2 separate regions of the Homo sapiens genome follow, and region 1 is linked to region 2. The links are chromatin loops, found by intact Hi-C in ENCODE. Cell type or tissue: PC-3. All regions are shown on one strand. Each heading gives the region's core, and the rest is flanking DNA. Links, peaks and the distances in the headings are about the cores only.

Region 1 (9,079 bases), core at 728-8,727, 110 kb after region 2:
AAATATTTAATGTCCTTTATAAATGCTTGGATTAATCCGTTCTCATGCAGCTAATAAAGACATACCCAAGACTGAGAAATTTATAAAGCAAAGAGATTTAATTGGCTTATAGTTCCACAGGGCTGGGAGGCCTCAGGAAATGTAACATCATGGCAGAAGGGGAAGCAAACATGTCCTTCTTCACATAGTGGCAGAGCTAAGGGGGAAAAGCCCCTTATAAAACCATCAGATCTGGTGAGAACTCACTCACTATCATGGAAACAGCATGGAGGTAGCCACCCCCATGATTCAAATACCTCCCACCAGGTCCCTCCCACAACACGTGAGAATTATGAGAACTACAATTCAAGATGAGATTTGGGTGAGGAGACAGTCAAACCATATCAATGCTTGTTTAAAATCCTACAGAAGACACATTGCCTATCCAGTCCAGAAGCCAAACAGCCTACTGGGGCTGGGGGCCATAGATTCAGCTGAGAACACAGCAGGGGCTGAAGTCTCTGCTACCATCCTCTCCATCGTCCCTTCATGCTGCAGGGACTAATGTAGCAAAATCACCATTTAATGGAATTACAAGACATCGACTAGTCCATGTATATTCCAACTCAAAGAACAGCCGGCAAACACAGTGAAGTTTAGACCAAACCAGGGAAGATGCCAAGAGCAGAAAGAAACATTGAATGCATTCGCAGAGTGAAAAGGCCAATGCTGATGTTTTCTTCAGGAGAGAGAGAATTAGAGGCTTCTCTTGCTGTAAAACTGTCCCTAACCATGTGGTTCTGTTGCCTAAGTTTCAGGTGAGTGGGACCCAGAGGGGAAACCTCACCGCCCCTGTCATCCCTGTGGAGCAGTCCAGAGGAGGGGTGGGGCAGAGAGCAGCATCTGGGAAAAATTGGAGCTTTACAGTATTGGTGCAGAAAAATAAAATAAAGCAACACCATAAACAGAAAGCATGCATAACATGAGACTTCTCTGCAGCCGATGCAGCCACATGTAGAAAGCATGGACTCACTGAAGCTGGAGTTCACAGCTGACTCATCTGAACTGCATGGAAGCCACCCTCAGACCTCCACACCTGCCACCCTCCTGAGAAAACAGCAGAGCCTGTGCTGCATGCCTCTAACACAGGAAACAATTACTAGAAACAACAAAATAAAATCAAAGGAAAGTAATTAAAAAACTCAAGACACACATTTACATTAGAAGAAAGATCACACTATGATTGCTTGGTGTGGTTCTTCAAAATTGGTTCTTAAGGAAAATTTCTGCAATCAGAGATACAGAGGTGAGATCTGAGAAAACCAGTCAAAAAGGGAAATGATGAAGAAATTAATTTAATTAGAAAATGAGAGATATGGAGAAAGGGAGTCCAGCATACACTTAATCAATATTCTGGAAGAGTATAGCAAGATGATTGTACCAGAAAAAGTAGTGAACTTAGATTTTAAGATAAAGGATCCTTCTGGGAACCAGGCAGAAAAAAACCCCAGCATCCCAGTCATTCCCATACTAGAGGGACAGTCGTGCTTGTACCAAACTTTTCTGTAAAGGATGAGTAACAGTTGAGCTGTTCAGGCCTTCAGAAAAAGAAATGTGAGTCAGTAGGCTTACACCTGACCGATTTGTCATTTAAAAAATAAAAGCAGGGAAGACAGTCTCAATCCTCAAGAACTAAATGAAGCAACCAAGAAAGTCTCTTGAAAAATCATCATTTAACAAAATTAAAGTAACCAACGAATCAGGAGAGCTAGGATGGCGAGAGATTGAGAAGTCATGGTGGGGCCTGAGGCCGATTCACTCACACACAGATGGCAGCTGAGCACCTGCGGTGATTGCAGCCGATAACTGAACACACTTGCTACAAAGCAGAGACATAAAAAACAGACAAATGGATGATGGTATCAAGGAGGAAACAAAACGTGATGAAATGTGTTGGCATGCCAATTTTGCCATTTGTCAGGTAGAATTTTTATACATAAATCTAAAATTCATGAATAAAAATTTAGAGAATATTATTCAAATTTACCAGGCCACAGTTAAAGATGATAGTCAAAGTCGGAAACCACTGGGGATGAGAAGCTTTGAGAACTTCGTATGTCCACTCAGTCTTACATACTGGAAAGCTGAAAGTCTGTTTGAAGATGACAGACCAGGAGCTGCAGGCTTCAGTGTGTTCTCAAGTCTCTCCCAGGGGCTGGGGGGAGGGAGCAGAGGAGGATGGCTTGGGGGATAAAAGAGCTCCCATTGAAAACTGACACCGCATGGATTACAGTTCTGCCAACTTTATCTAACACTGTTCTGGAGGTTTTTTTCTGTGCAATTAGACCACAGAAAGAAATGAGGTCTAATTAAGGAGGAGGCAAAATTATTATTATTGAGTATGATATGGCTTTCTATAAGAAAACTCAGAAGAATCAACTGAGAAAGAATAGAATCAATTGGCTGGCTGGTAAATATGTGTATGTTCAGTTGGCCCTTAAACAATATGGAATTTAAGGGCACTGATCCCTGAGCAGTGAAAAATCAGCATATAACTTTCGATTCTCCCAAAACTTAACTACTAACAGCCTACTGTGGACGGGAACCCTTACTGATAACATAAACAGTCGATTAATACATACTGTATACGTTGTATGTCATAGACTGTATTCTTACAATAAAGTAAGATAGAGAAAATAAAATGTTATTAAGAAATCATAAGGCGGCCGGGCGCGGTGGCTCACGCCTGTAATCCCAGCACTTTGGGAGGCCAAGGCAGGTGGATCACGAGGTCAGGAGATTGAGACCGTCCTGGCTAACACGGTGAAATCCCGTCTCTACTAAAAATACAAAAAAATTAGCCAGGCGTGGTGGCCAGCGCCTGTAGTCCCAGCTACTTGGGAGGCTGAGGCAGGAGAATGGCGTGAATCTGGGAGGCAGAGCTGGCAGTGAGCCAAGATCGCACCACTGCACTCCAGCCTGGGGGACAGAGCGAGACTCCGTCTCAAAAAAAAAAAAAAAAGAAGTCATAAGGAAGGGAAAGTATATTTATCATTCACTAAGCGTAAGTTGACTGTCGTACAGGTCTTCATCCTTGTCTTCACGTTGAGCTGGCTGAGCAGGTGGAAGAGGAGAAAGCTTTGGTCTTGCTGTCCTGGTGGCAGAGGTGCAGGAGGCAGAGGAGGCGGATGAGGGCACAGCAGAGGGAGGCTCCCTCAGGGCAACTTCTACTGAAAAAATTCGGTATATGAGTGGATCCGCACAGGTCAAACCCGTGTTGTTCAAGGGTCAGCTGTATATTCTATATGTAAAACAACATGTTTAAATATGTGAACTGCAACCAGATAGAAAATACAATGAGACCAATTTATAATGGCAAATATATAAAACAAATGAACAGAAATTAAAAAGATATTGTGCCTAGAAATAAGATTAAAAATATTTCATATCTATACAAAAACATTGGACCTTCGCATGCAATCAGCAGTGGATCCTAATCTCTCTTTTATACCCTTCTCTCCCTGAATTTTCACTGGATCCATTTTGGGGGTTCACTGCTTTTTTACTCAACAATGTCTAATCTGATTTTTAATACATACATCAGGCTTTGAATTTTAAATGTTATGTTTTGCTTGCCTAGACTTTGAATTTGGTTCATTTCCAACTTTGTTTGCACATTTTTAGACAGTTGCTCTTGGTCCATCTGCAGTCTGTTCTTTCCTTATTTAAAAATCCTTCAGCCGCAGGCTTGCCAGAGTCTCGGATGACTTCTGTGGCTGGAGCCTCTGTGGCTCTGATCCTGCCGACCTGCTGCACTGAAACTTGTTGCTAATGTGTTTCTTGATTTTGGATGGTTAGTTCGTTTTTCCTGAAAGTTTATCTGTGGAATTTCTTTGAGTTCAGATTTAAGTCAAGTTAGCTTAAGAGTAGACTTATTTTTGCCACTGTCCTGTATGTTCAGGTAAAATAAGTTCAGGGCCACTTTAGGATTAATTCTCCATTAAACTTCCCATGTGATTTGCCTCTGTAAATGCACCTGGATTCCACACTGGGGCTAGAAACCCCAGAGGAAATTACTTTTCAGAACCTCAATATGAAGGTTTGAATAAGGCAGTTTTCCTCGCCATAGTTTGAAGTTAGAGGCATTATTGTTTCTGTTTATTTTTAAGCCCAGAGTGTTGTCCCTGAGGGTCCAGGCTTTGAGAAGTAGGTTTGATCTGAGAAGATCCTGATGTTCGCTGCCTGTGCCTGCATTTCCCAGACCTGAAAACGGAATTTTGCTTTCTCTCTGCTGAGGTGATGTCAGGGCTGTCTTTACATCTTTGGGCTCCAAAGTGAAGACCATGAATATATTTTACTTTTTTGGTTTGCAGTTTCAATTGTTAATAAAATACAATATTTCTCTGAGCAAGATTTCTCTGTTCATGTTACTCATCCACATAGAGCTTGTGTGAATTAAATTATCTGATCAATTCTAGGCAGTTTGTTTTAATAGGAGGACTGTGAGGTCACTGAGGGGAGAACGTGTCCAGTTGTGACATTTGTCAGAATCAGACTGGAGACGCTTATGTCAAAACCCTGAAAAACGGAGCCAGGGAAGGGAGGAGACTCACAGATGAATGCCTGGCAACAAGAACTACCACAAAAGACGGCAGGAAACCACAACTGTGCACAAAGGCCACCACAACCTTACCCAAAAAATACTTCTGTGAGGTCATCTGCCCAGCAACTGCTTGCGCAGCCTGGACTGGGGCCACCCTTGTTATTGATCCTTGTAGCCAAGAATAATAAATCATCTCAAAACAATCGTGTGGTTCTCCTCATTTTCCTTCAAAAACCTTTGTTGTCACTGACCCCTCCGAGTACGTGCAGGTTGGCATGGCACTTGGGTTCCTACTGCAATGCCCATTCCAGAATAAAAGTTATTCTCATTTGGATGTCCTTTCTCTGTTTGTTGTTTAGGTTGACAAAATCCAGGAGAGAGGTAAGAAAGAGGACAGGGCAGAACAGAGGGGTATTCCTGAACCCTCAGGACCTGCGGACCATTGGATCGAATGGAGAGTTGGTGGGATGGAGCCTGGCTGAGCTCAGGATGGCCTGGGCAGTCCCCGAGATATGGAGGGGAAGAGGCTGCGGACAGACATAGAGGAACAAATAGGCTGGTTTAGGGCCATTGGGAATGAGAGTTTTCCTTCCCAGAGCTTTGTCTCAAAGAAAAGAAAATCTGCTCACTAATTAAGGAATTGTGAGTCTTTTTCATATCTTGTCTAAGCATGTGATTTACTGACTTTAGTCACGAATATTGGTAAGTGCCAAACTGAAGAAAACTTGTCATTCTTTACCACTCATAGTTGGCATGAAAAATTAAAAAAATCTATTTATCTGTCATAAGATAAATTTTATGACATTCATAATGATGAATTCTCCCTGCAATCTGCAGAGCCTCCCACCTGCCTGCCCTGCCTCTCCCTGGTGTTGGGGGATAAGCCTCCCTGGCCAGGCTCTGCCTCCAGCCTGCCCTCACTGCTGTGGCTTCCTGCAGGGACTCAGGAAACACCTTCTCTCCCTCATACCCGCCCTCCTGTAGGAAACTGTCCTTCACCTCCACTCTGTATTCTTCAAATTTCCAACTCTTCAGCAGGCTTAGAATTCTTTCTTTTCAACTTTCCTATGTTAAAAAATGTTATCACTGTAAGAAAAATTACAAAATTTTATAATTTTTCAAAAGTACAAATAAAAGAGGATTCTCAGAACATATAATTTTGATGAGTTTAATAAATACATAGCGAACTGATCAAGATGGGCACTCCCTGGCCAGCCCATGAATTCGTGGTTCAGAGTCTTGGCCAGTCCAGGTCAGCATTTGTGACAACTGCCTGGTGTTACTCTGCAGCAGGTGGTCCAGTGACCTCGTGTTGGGAATTATTGTCCTAAAGTTGTAACATGAATGTTTTTGTTTAAATTTAAAAAAGGTTCTTTTCTTCAATTTCATATTTTATCTATTGAAGCTGCAGCTCTAAAAACAAACATTTTGGTTGTGCCTATTTTTGGCTTGTGTGTGTGTTTGCGTGTGTAAATTGAATCATATACCAACTATATCCCGTTCTCTAACTAACTTCTTTCACTCCATGTCCTTGTGAAAGGCATCCAACTCCCTGAAGCCCCTCCTGTAAAAAGTTTTAGTCAAATTTTCTCCTCAGCTGCAGCGAACTGGAGGCCCTGTGTGTTTGATAATAGAGATTTCTTGAACTACTTGCAATTTTCACACTAAGGCTAATCTTGGTTCCATATAGTTCTTGATATTTCAGATCGAGATAAATAAACATGACAAAGCTTGGCTGGTCAATCTAGTCATAGTTATCTGAGGTGGTATCTTTAATTTTGTTATTTTCCGATAGAATATAACAACAATCTAGGTTTTCAGTTACTTGTTTATTTAATTCTGGTTTATTGAAATGTTCTTATAAGATTGATTTTCAGAAGGAATTTTAACAATATTTAATAATAGTTAAACAACTATAAATAATGTATCAGAGTTTATTACATGAATTTATACTTATACATGTTATAATTTAAGACTAATGAGATGAAAATACTACAATAATTATATGAATTCACAGATATCTGGTGATCTTTGTATATTTTCATGTTTATTTATTAAATGTCCTTCCTTTACTGTTTCAATTATAGACTCTCCCCTTAAGTGCAGTTTGGGTATTAATAAATCCAGAATTTATTGTGGAAGAGAGTAAATCCTTTGATACTGGAATGATGGAAGCTGTTTTGGCAAATGCAGATCATCATTACAGAGCATTTTCCAGGTGCTCCTGAAAATATCCTCCTGTAGGGACGGCAGGGAGTTGGAAAATTGCAGTTTTCTTTCAAATGGCTTCATGAATTTTCTTTAATGTTTAATGGTATGTGTGTTTTTGTTTTTCTTTTTAATTATATCAGGGAAAAGGCGTTTGGATTCTAACATTTTAATGAATGAGTGATTTTTTAGAAACTAAATACTTCAATGCCCAGAATTGTTCCCTGAAATGTGTACAAACCACTTCCAAAGGTTGTAAAAGCAATAATGAAAAATTCCCCAGTTTATGGTCTCAAAGAAAGGGTCATGGCAGTTTGTTTACAACCGACCCAATTAAAATGAGAAGGCGATGTGAAGTTATTTCCTCATGTAAATTACATGAAATCCTAGCGACACAGCTGTTCTGCAATGGGAGAGTGGGGATTTCTGTAGCGTTGAAACCTCTTTTGTATTTAAGGTGTCTTGCAGCTCCATCTTCTCATTTCAAATTCTCCTGCTGGCCTTGTGAACAAGGGTTTATGGAAATTTGAGACAGAGTTTCAACAAAATCAAAATGCATATCAACCTTTAGTCATCTACTTTTCCAAAAGTACATTAATGTATTTCCCTTTTCTTTATTTACCTGAAATAAAATTACTATTTATTTGACAAGATAACTACTAACCATTTCTCTTAGGTAAAATCACTTAAATATTATATAATTTACTGGAAGGTTACGGCATACCACAAACAAAACCAAATATTTCTATTCTACAAAACAGAGTAGTTTCAAAACCATATATGAGAAGTATTTTGTGCTAGGATATGCCATGAAAGGAAGACCTTTGGTCCAGATTTCAGAGGCTGAATTTCTTATCCCAACTGTCCTAAGCGTAAATAAGTCACTGAACTTTAGTTGGGCACAGTTCTTGTCAGCAAAAAGTTGAAATTTATCTAGGTTATCTCTATATTCTAGTCCAAGACTTTATGATTATAAGTTAATGTGAGGATGGAGCCAACCATGTCCTTTTTTTTTTATTTGGAAATTTTTGTCTGACTTTGCGTGAAAAGTAGCTTGGTCACAGGAACACCCGGCGTTCCTCCATTGATGAGGAAACGTGTCTGTCTTCACCGGTTCCTCCACTTCCTGTTCCCTTCACTCTCTTCCCTGGGTCGGGCCTGAGCTCCCAGATGCTGGGATGTGTCCCCCTTCCCTCCTCAGGCCGCGCATCTTCCACCACCATCTCCCAGGTGTGTCCTTCACGAGCAACCGCTACTGAAAGACGCCTGACCCTCGGCTGCCCATGGGACGGTTCTTTTCTTCCCATGGCTGATATTTTATGATCGTATTCCCTATGGTGTCAGGATTCACTAGCAGATCTCGGAAGTGAAGCTAGGACTTTTGGCCAGTATTTGAGGTGCTTCCAAACCCGCTGGAGAGGCTGGAGGGGCAGGTCTGGGCTGCTAGAGCCTTTGTTTCCTGGGTCAGTACCTGGCCAGCACCTCAGCCCCTGGGTAGCCTCCGTGCCTCATCAGGCAGACAGGGAGCTAAGCCCCGGCGCTCTGCTTCTGTGGAACTCCAGGAGCAGGAATATGGGGGCCGCCATCTTGCTTCAGAGCCTCATAGAGGCTGCCCGTGTCCCAGGGGCACTCCCCGTGAACACACCTGTGCTTATTCTGGGCGGACCCAATGTGTTTATTTTTACATACCTGCCTAACTGGCAGCACATTTGTGAGTGGCTGAAAGAAGATTGTATGGACTGGCAGTGCCTAAATTGGTGGTGCTCAGATAATACACAGAACCGGACATTCAGTCAAAATTGCTCAGCGAAGCCTGAGCAGGCTCGCTTCCTCAATCCACAGACAGAGGGCATCCGCTGGGTTTCATTTCCTGCCTGGGGGTTTCTTCTGGCCCAGCAGGTCTCAGAGCCCCCAACTGGCAGCGGCCACAGGGCAGCAGGGGCCATAGAGCTAACTCGTGCAGCTGGTTTTGGGCTCAGCGAGGGGCGGTGAGCGGGACCCGCCTGGCTGGCACTTACTTAGTCCATTCCTAGCCCTGGAATGTGGAGTCTATCATCATGAGACAGCCACCTCTCTAATTGCACTATTATTCCCGACTTCTATTGGGTCCTGACTAATCCAAATCTGAAAGGAGAGTTTATTTTTATGTGAAAGCGTCGAAGGTTCAGGGACGGTGTCTGTTTTGTTCTCAGAGCTCCTGGCCCTTCTCAGAGACGCTCTGTGGTGGTAGGTCATCAAACATAGGGGCTGAAGAGCGAATGAGAAGTAGCTGGCCGTGTGGATGCCTGT
Region 2 (9,079 bases), core at 411-8,410:
TGGTGTCTGTGCATCCAGTGGAGGATAGCTTGTCTAGATGCTTCCCTCTTCAGGAAGAAATGGGAGAAATTGCATGTGTTTGAAATCTTTGAGAGAAGATTTAGCATTGTATTAGTTGAGAATAACCAAATTAAAAACAATTCTTAACTCTTGAAACAACAAAATCCTTGTTAAATAACAGGCTCATGGTTTATTCTGCATTGTATCTGTCAACTGAATTTGTACAACCACAAAAGCGTAAATGTTGAATATTGATCTAACCCAAGTTACAGTGCAACCATTTGAGGATGATGGGGCCTGGGGGCGGGAGCAGGCTGAGTCCTGGGCTGCCTAGGTAGGAGCTCAAGAGAAAAGGGTCATCGCAAGCATGTGATATAGAAAGAGGGAGCTATTGTCCAAAGTGTTGGTAAAGGAGGAAGAAGGGTTGCCTCTGTGCAAGGATAGCTTTGGTAAAAAATAAAGATTAAAACTAAAAATACATGAAGACAAATGAAAGATAAACCCTCCTGACAAAGTTGTTTGTGTGTATGTGAGTGTGATTTCATTATAGACTTTGACTTTTTCTGCTCAGGGATGCTAGACAGCACTTCAGCATCAGGCCTGGGGAAGGCACGCCAGACAGAAATCAGCAACAAAAAGTGCAAAAATGCAAAAATGTGGCAGGAAATATGCTGCAAAAGGATGCTTGTTTACAGAAGGCAGCAGAAGCAAGAGGCAGGCGTGTGAACATGCATGCGGGAGGCTCAGAGTTTTCACCACTCTGCACTTGGCCATGAGTGACCCAGGAAGTACTGCAAATGTTGATGCTGGGGTTGCCACCAAATTCTAGTGAGCAGGTGAATTCGCAAATACCTTCTATCCTAGGGCCAAAGATGGGGTCAGTTAGTGCCATTTTCTGGTTTCGTTTTTCTTTTCTGATTCATTTCTTCAGTTTATTTCATACTTGTATAATTTGACAACTTTATTCTGTTAAAGTTTATTTCTCCAGTATATGTCTAAGTAATGTAGAATATATAATATGTTTACCTGTAGCATATCGAGAGGAAACAGGCATCATTGGACTAAGTCTCGATGTGTGGACAGCGTTGGTAGAATCATACTTAGGGAGCTCATCTTCGTGAGTCACAAATTGGGTTTCCTATTCCTGCTCCTCCTTTCCCACCCTCTCTTCTTTAAAGTTTTGAGGTTTGTCCCAGGTGGCTCTGTACAGCTCCCCACAGAATGGTTATTTTATGCAAGAACAGAATCCTTGTCTATTTTTTCTTCAAAGTAGTAATTTTAACCTGTGGCATTTATCAGAAAACAAGATTGTCTTAAAAGGAAAATTTAAAAAATATTCCATTTCCATTTATTTATGTTTTTATCAAGTTGAAATTCACATAACATATAATCAACCCTATTAAAGTGGAATTCAGTGATAGTGCATTCATTATGTTGTGCAATTTCTAGCAACTTGTATTTTAAAAACGTTTTTATTACCCCAGAAAAACACTTTGTACCTAAGTAATCATGTAATGCAATGAGATATTATGGGACAGAAACATTCAGAGAATAAAGATGAACATTTAGAAATTAAAACCATATATGACAAAAAGTTATGACTCAGTGAAAGAGTTGGAAAACATTGTTGAAATCTTTTGGAAGCTAGAGCTAAAAGACAAAGAGATGAAAAATAGGGAAGAAAAACATACACAAATTAGACGACTAGTGCTGGCACTCCACTATGTTAATAAACCAGAATTCTAGAATGAGAGGATGGGAAATAGAGGGAGTCTCTTCTCCCTGGTAATGTCTAATCCACTTTCTGTCTCTATTGATTTGTCTGTTCAAGATAAACCGCATAGAAGAAATAATTCACTATGTGACCTTTTGTACCTGGCTTCTGTTACTGGGCATAATGTTTTTAAGATTCATCCATGTTATAGCGAAATAATATTTATGACTAAGTAATATTTAATTGAATGTGCACCACAATTTGTTCATCCATTTATCTGTTGATGGACATCTGGGCTGTTTCCACCTTTTGGGTATTGTAAATAATTCTGCTATAAACATTTGTGTGCAAGTTTCTGTGTGGACACATGTTTTTATTTCTCTTGGATATATATCTAGGAGAGTAACTGCTGGATTATATAATAATCTCGTGTTTAACGTTTTGAGAAGTTGCTGGGGTGTTTTCCACAGCGATTGCATCATATGACATTCTCATCTGCAGTGTTCTTGCTCCTGTTTCACCACATCATTGTCCACACTTTTTATTCTTCATTTTCTTAATGAAAGCCATTCCAGTAGGTGTGAAGCAGTAGGTATCTCATTGTGGTTTTTGATTTGCAATTCTTTAATGACCAGTGACAGGGAACATCTTTTCATGTGCTTGTTGACCGTTTGTATATTTTATGTGAAGAAATGTCCTTTGCTCATTTTTAAAATATTTTTTGCCTTTTTTGTTGTTAAGTTGTAAGAGTTCTTTAAAATTGCTCTAAATATGAAACCTTTATGACATATATAATTTTGCAAGTGTTTTCACCCATTCCGTAGATTGCCTTTTCATATTCTTGATAATGTTCTTTGATGTTCAAAAGTTTTCAATTTTTATGAAGTCAAATGTATCTGTTTTTTTCTTTTCTTGCCTGTTCTTTTCATGCCAAATCTAAGACTTCATTGCCAAATCTAACATCAGAAGGTTTACCTGTGCTTTCTTCTAAGAGTTTTTTGGTTTTAGCTCATAGTTAGGTCATTGATTAACCTTGAGTTAACTTTTTGTGTATGTTAGGTAGGGATTGAAGAGTCTTCTTTCCCCATTCAGTCTTGGTACCCTTGTGAAAAATCATTTGGCCATAGATGTTTGGGCTTATTTCTGGACTGCAATTCTATTCCATTGGTCCACGTCTATCCCTATGCCAGGATGACACCGTTTTGATTACTTTCCACAGTGACTGCCTCATATGACATTCTCATCCGCAGTGTTCTTCTATCTTGTTCTTGACCTTAGGGTGAAAGTTTTGAAATTGGGAAGTGTGAGTCTTCCTACTTTGTTTTTCATTTTCAAGGTCGTTTTAGGTATTTGGGACTCTTTGCATTTCCAGATGAATTTGAGAATCACCTTTTCCATTTCTGCAAAAAAGACAATTAGAATTTTGACAGGAATTGCATTGAATCTGTAGATCACTTTGGTGAATATTCTCATACTAACAATATTAAGTGCAGTTCATAAACATGGGATATCTTCCCATTTATTTAGATCTTTAATTTCAGCATGTTTGGTAGTTTCAGTGTACAAGTCTTTCACTTCTCTGGTTAAATTTCTTTCTAGGTATTTTAATCTTTTGGATACTATTGTAAGTGGAATTGCTTTCTTACTTTCCTTTTCAAATTATTTATAGCTGTTGTATAGAAGCACAGCTGTTTCTCGGATATTGATCTTGATGTTGAACCCAGAAACATCACTGGATTTGTTTAGAAGCTCTAGTAGATTTTTGCTTGTTTGTTTTGTGGGCATGTGTGTCGTGTGTGTATATTCTATGGGATTTTCTGTATACAAAGTCCTGTCATCTGCAAATATAGTTTTCCTTCTTCCTTTCCAATTTGAATGTGATGCTCTTATTTCTTTTTCTTACCTATTGCTCTTAAGATATCCAGGAAAATACTGAATAGAAGTGTGAAATGTTCATTCTTATTTTGTTCTGGACTTTAGGATGAAAGCTTTCACAATAAAATATGAGGTTAGTTTTGGACTTTGAAATTGTCCTTTATCATGTTCCCCTCTATTCCTAGTTTGTTGAGTGTTTTTATCATAAAATGTCATTGAACTTTGTCAAATGCTATTTCTGCATCTATTGAGTTGCTTGTGTGTGTGTTTCCTTTATTCTATGAATGTGATTACATTGATTGATTTTTTTGTATTGCGCTACCCTTGCATTCTGGGGATAAATCTCCTGTTATCTAATCCCTTTATGGTATACAATCCTTTTGATGTGTTGATGGATTCAGTGTGCTAAGTGATGGTGCTAATCTTTAAAAATGTTAACATCTTTGTCATGTCACCTAGACTGAATTGTATTTAAATAATTCAGGTGAAGACCCAAAGCTAGTTACTTGTGTAGCCATTGGTCACACATTTGCTAGTTGGGCATTTCACAGAAATGGATATTAATCAAATTAAGGAAAACAGGCATTCATAAATGGATTTCTGTTTCTAGGCATTTTCAATTCCATAATAGATTATTTACTATACGTGGTCAGCAACTCTGTAATGCTGCAATGAATACATACTAGATTTATAGGTTTTAAAATATGAGAATAGTGAAACATTTGTCTTTTTTATCTAACTTCTTTTACAGACCGTATAGACATATGAAATGTGACTTAATATGAACGGTTACTTTTTCTTTTTTCTAATAGTAATTTCGAATCACATTTAGCTTTTTTCTCGTTAAATATTTCCTAAGTATTATTTTATTATGCTTTTGTTTTGTATGTATCAAGAGCATAACATTCGTTGACTTTTGATTTTTCTCTGTAACATTATCTTCAGCTATTGAATTAGTTTTCCTTTTGAAGTTAATTTCCACTTATCACTTGGGTTACCAAAGTAATGATTTCTTACAGTTATGTCTTTGTTAATAATATTTAGGGCTTTATAAAAAATAGTATCTTTCTTAAAGTAGTTATATTTTCCTAAGATGTTCTTTAAAAAACTGTTGTGCATGCATATAAATTTATATCTATTTTCTTTAAGTTGGTGTATTTCTTCTTTCTTCATATGCTTCTGAAGATATTACAGGGTAAAACTCTCATTTTACACTTTTGAAAGTGATCTCTTCCAATAATAGATGAAAATCAAATACAATTTTTAATTTTCTTTCATTTTAGGTAATTATCTGTTAGAATTTGATTTATCGTACTATACAGTTTCGCTATGAGGACAATTAAAATAATTAAAATGAAATGTGTGTGTATGTAAAGTCTTTTTCCCTCCTTACCACACTGTATTGCTGTGAGTTTTTCCAGTGTCTGCCACTTGGCTCCAATGTCAGTTTCTTAATTTCAGGGCTGGGTCTTCACTTCTGTCTCCCCTTCTAAGTTAGTGCAGGGCTTGGCATGCGGTAATTTCCTTCTTTCTTCCTCCTCATCTTCTGTTTCTTTTCTTCTTATTTTTTCTTTGTTTTTCTTCAACTCTCCCATTCTTTTGCCACCTTTCCTTCCTAGATGTTTGTTGAAAAATCGTGTACCTTAAGTAGTGATTTTATATCTTATTCCCATCCAGATAATCTATTTTAATATATGCCTTTGATTGTATCCTAAAATGCTATGATATTTAGTTTGCTTGATTGAATTGAATAATGAATTTTATAAATTCTGAAGTTCCAGATATCGTTGTATAAATTCTGTAGTTCCAGATATTGTTTGAAATACTTTCCTTTTCATAGTATCCCTATACTTCTCATACAGTATCTTGCAAAAATAAAAAATAACATAATTGAGAATATAATAAATGTACCTTGATAATCCTGATTTGTTACCAGAAGAAAATTTGGTAACTGCTTTACATCCTTTACATTCTGGTTACATCCTCATTCTTAGGCTGAAGCCTGCTTGTTTTGACAACTGAGATATAATTGGTTGGGTATTAGAAAACAGTAAAATCTCCTCACCCCCAAGAGGGCACCTAGGATGAAATAGACCCTTTCAAACATGATTTCTTGTCGGTGACTCTATGGCTTTTCCACACGTGAGTCAAACACAGCAACAGCATATTTTATCTAGGACATTTCCTTTAGTCACAAAGAACTGTTCGTCTGATGCAAATTTGAGTCATGTGCCTTTGACCTTCAAGAGCCCTTCAATGCCTAGGAGACATCCCTCATTTTTTCTCAAGTTGTTCTTAGAACAAGGAATTCACAAGAGTAACGAATCCAAACCTCAGATGTCAGAGGTCAGACCGAGAACCAGAGCTGGCTGTATCTCACACTTGGTCAGACTCTTCCCCTCCTCGCCATTCTTCATATTCTCCGAGGACGCAGGCTTAATATCCTCATTATTTTGTCAGCTGCAATTTACCAAAACCATAAAAAACCACACCACCCATGTGTCTTTGAAACAGACAAATTCTTTCATAAAAATATGCCCTGGAAAATGGGAGCTGTATTTTTGAAAATAAATATTCAAACTCTAACACTCATATTGAAGTAAAAAATAATATTTTTCCAAGTCTGGCTGAGGAAGATAAATTATCTGAATAATTAAGAATATAATAGCAATTCTTTTTGATGAAGACTATGTTTTATTTGAGTCCTGAAGGAAGGTAGAGGTGGAGCTAGAAGAGAAGTGCAGGGAAGAGCGGTGGCTACATTACAGCCCGACGTCACCATCAGTTCGTTCCCAGAGAATTCAAAGACGCCGGGCATGGGGGCTCATGCCTGTAATCCCAGCATTTTAGGAGGCTGAGGTGGAAGGATCGCTTGAGCCGGGAGTTTGAGACCAATCTGGGCAACATAGTGAGACCCCCATCTCTAAAAATGTCTGTAAAAATTAGCTGGGTGTGTTGGTGTGTGCCTGTGGTCCCAGTTCCTCAGGAGGCTGAGGCAGGAGGATCACTTGGGGCCAGGAGGTCAGGGTGACAGTAGGCTGTGATCCCACCACTGCCCTCCAGCCTAGGCCACAGAGAGAGACCCTGTCTCAAAAAAAAAAAATAATTCAAATATATGAAAATACAAAGAACCTGAATCATAGTGCACTGCAGGGTCAGCATCATGCTCGGGAGAAAGCTGGTCTATTTGCAGTGACGCCATCATGCAGCCTAGGAGATACTGCCTCACCCAAAACCCCAATGTCCGGTTGTTTACCTAAAATTTATCTCTGCATGTCAAAATAATTTGTCAGATATGCAACTTTAGAAGTAACAGAACTCCAGATGACAAAACCCAGACAAATCAGTTTTTACTGCATTTTCTTGACTATGATATTATTTTTCAATGACCGTTTTATATTGCATTGAAATTTTTAACATTAGTTAATTTTTTAATTGTAAAATTTATATATTTATGATGGGCAACATGATATTTTGATACATATTTATATACATACATTGTGAAATGGCTAAATCAAGCTAATTAACACATCCATTGTCTCACATACTTACCATTTTTTTGTGGTTAGAACGTTTAAAATATACCGTCTTAGCAATTTTCAAGTATATGTTAAGTTGCTACTAATTATAGTCACCGTACTGTGCAACAGACCTTGGAACTCATTCTTCCTGTGCAGCTGAATTTTGCATCCTTTGACCAACATCTCCCCTGCCCTCTCCCTGGCCCTGGTACCCACCCTTCCACTCTCTGCTTCTCTGAGTTCAGCTGTCTTAGGTTCCACGTTGAAGTGGGATCATATGGCATTTGTCTTTCTGTACCTGGCTTATCTCATTTAACATAATGTCCTCCAACTTCACTCATGTTGTTACAAATGACAGGATTTCCTTCTTTTCAAGGCTGAATGGCAATGGTATGCCATTGTGCACCATGCATGTTTCTTTGATCAGTTCATCCATTGGGGGCACTCAGGTGGATGCCACACCTTGGTTATTGTAAACAATGCTGCAATGAACACAGGACTACAGATATTTTTTGGATCCTGATTTATTTCCTTTGGATATGCCCAGTAGTGGAGTTGCTGGGTAATATGTTTGTTCTATTTTTAATGTTTTGAGGAAACTCAAAACTTTTCATAATGAGGGCCAGGCACGGCGGTGCACACCTGTAATCCCAGCATTTTGGGAGGCTGAAGTGGGTGGGTCACCTGAAGACAGGAGTTTGAGACCAGCCTGACCAATATGGTGAAACCTCATCTCTATTAAAAATAAAAAAATTAGCCGGATGTTGTGGGGGGCGCCTGTAATCCCAGCTACTGGGGAGGCTGAGGCAGGAGAATTGCTAGAACCCAGGAGGTGGAGGTTGCAGTGAGCCGAGATAGTGCCATTGCACTCCAGCCTGGGGGACAGAGCGAGACTCCGTCTAAAAAAAAAACAAAAATATCACTTTTCATAATGGTTGTACCAATTTACATTCTCACCAACAGTGTGCAAAGATTCCTTTTCCACCAATTCCTTACTAACACTCATCTTCCATTTTTTGATAATAGCCTTTCTAACAGGTGTAAGATGATATCTTATTGTGATTTTTATTGTATCTCCTTGATGATTAGTGATGAACATTTAAAAAAATATAACCGTTGGCCATGTGTATGTCTTTTTTGGAAACGTGTCTCTTCAGATATTTGCCTATTTTTAAATTAGGTTATTTGTTTTATAGCTATTGAGTTTTTGAGTTCCTTATGCATTTTGGATGTTAACGTCTTATCAGATGTATGGTTTTCAAATATTTTCTCTCATTCCATGGGTTTTCTCTTCATGCTGTTGTTTCCTTTTCAGTATAGAAGTTTTTTTTTTTTTAATTTGATGCAATCTCATTTGTCTATTTTTGCTTTTTTTGCCATGCTCTTAGGGTCATCTCCAAAAAATCATTACCCAGATTAATGTCATGGAGTGTGTCCCCCATAATTTCTTTAAAGCAATCTGTAGATTCAATTCAATCCCTATCAAAATTCCTCTGACATTTTTCACAGAAATGGAAAAAGTATTCCTAAAATTTAATTTGGAACCCCAAAAGACCTCAAATAGCTAAAGCAGTCTTGAGCAAAAAGAACAAAGTTGGGCACATTACATTATCTGACTTCAAGATATGTTACAAACCTGTAAATATATACACATCAAAACAGCATGATACTAGTATAAAAACAGACACAAAGCCCAATGGAACAGAACTGAGAGGCCAGAAATAAATTCGTGCATTTATAGTTTATTGGTTTTCAACAAAGGTGCCAAGAGCACACAATGGGGAAAGGACAGTTTCTTCAGCAAATGGTGTTGGGAGACTGGATGTCCAGAAGAATGAAGTTAGAGCCTTTTTTTTCATACCATGGACAACAATCAATGTAAAATAGACTAAAGATATGAGGCTTAAAGCTATAAAACTTGGTTGGGATTTTTTTAAAATTAAATTTAGGATGAAAAAGAATGTGGAAA

The links. Hi-C counts contacts between places; a loop is a spot of excess contacts. Peaks named below come from ENCODE experiments on the same cell type or tissue, not always from the same donor. Only the 100,000 strongest peaks of a DNase experiment are listed, where the experiment ranks them.
Region 1: a loop joins it to region 2, with 3 times the contacts of the local background. A loop is called at or near these places in 1 of 110 quality-filtered maps.

Annotation. Positions count from the first base shown.
Region 1 is chr2:456,426-465,504 of GRCh38, forward strand. No RefSeq gene overlaps it. Among named protein-coding and RNA genes, the nearest start is that of LINC01874, 32 kb to the right of the region's middle. In PC-3, for the core only: no CTCF peak of the experiment used is centred there; DNase peaks (open chromatin) are centred at 1,556 and 4,636; H3K27me3 peaks cover 4,858 bases.
Region 2 is chr2:342,816-351,894 of GRCh38, forward strand. No RefSeq gene overlaps it. Among named protein-coding and RNA genes, the nearest start is that of LINC01865, 31 kb to the left of the region's middle. In PC-3, for the core only: no CTCF peak of the experiment used is centred there; no DNase peak of the experiment used is centred there; H3K27me3 peaks cover 5,989 bases.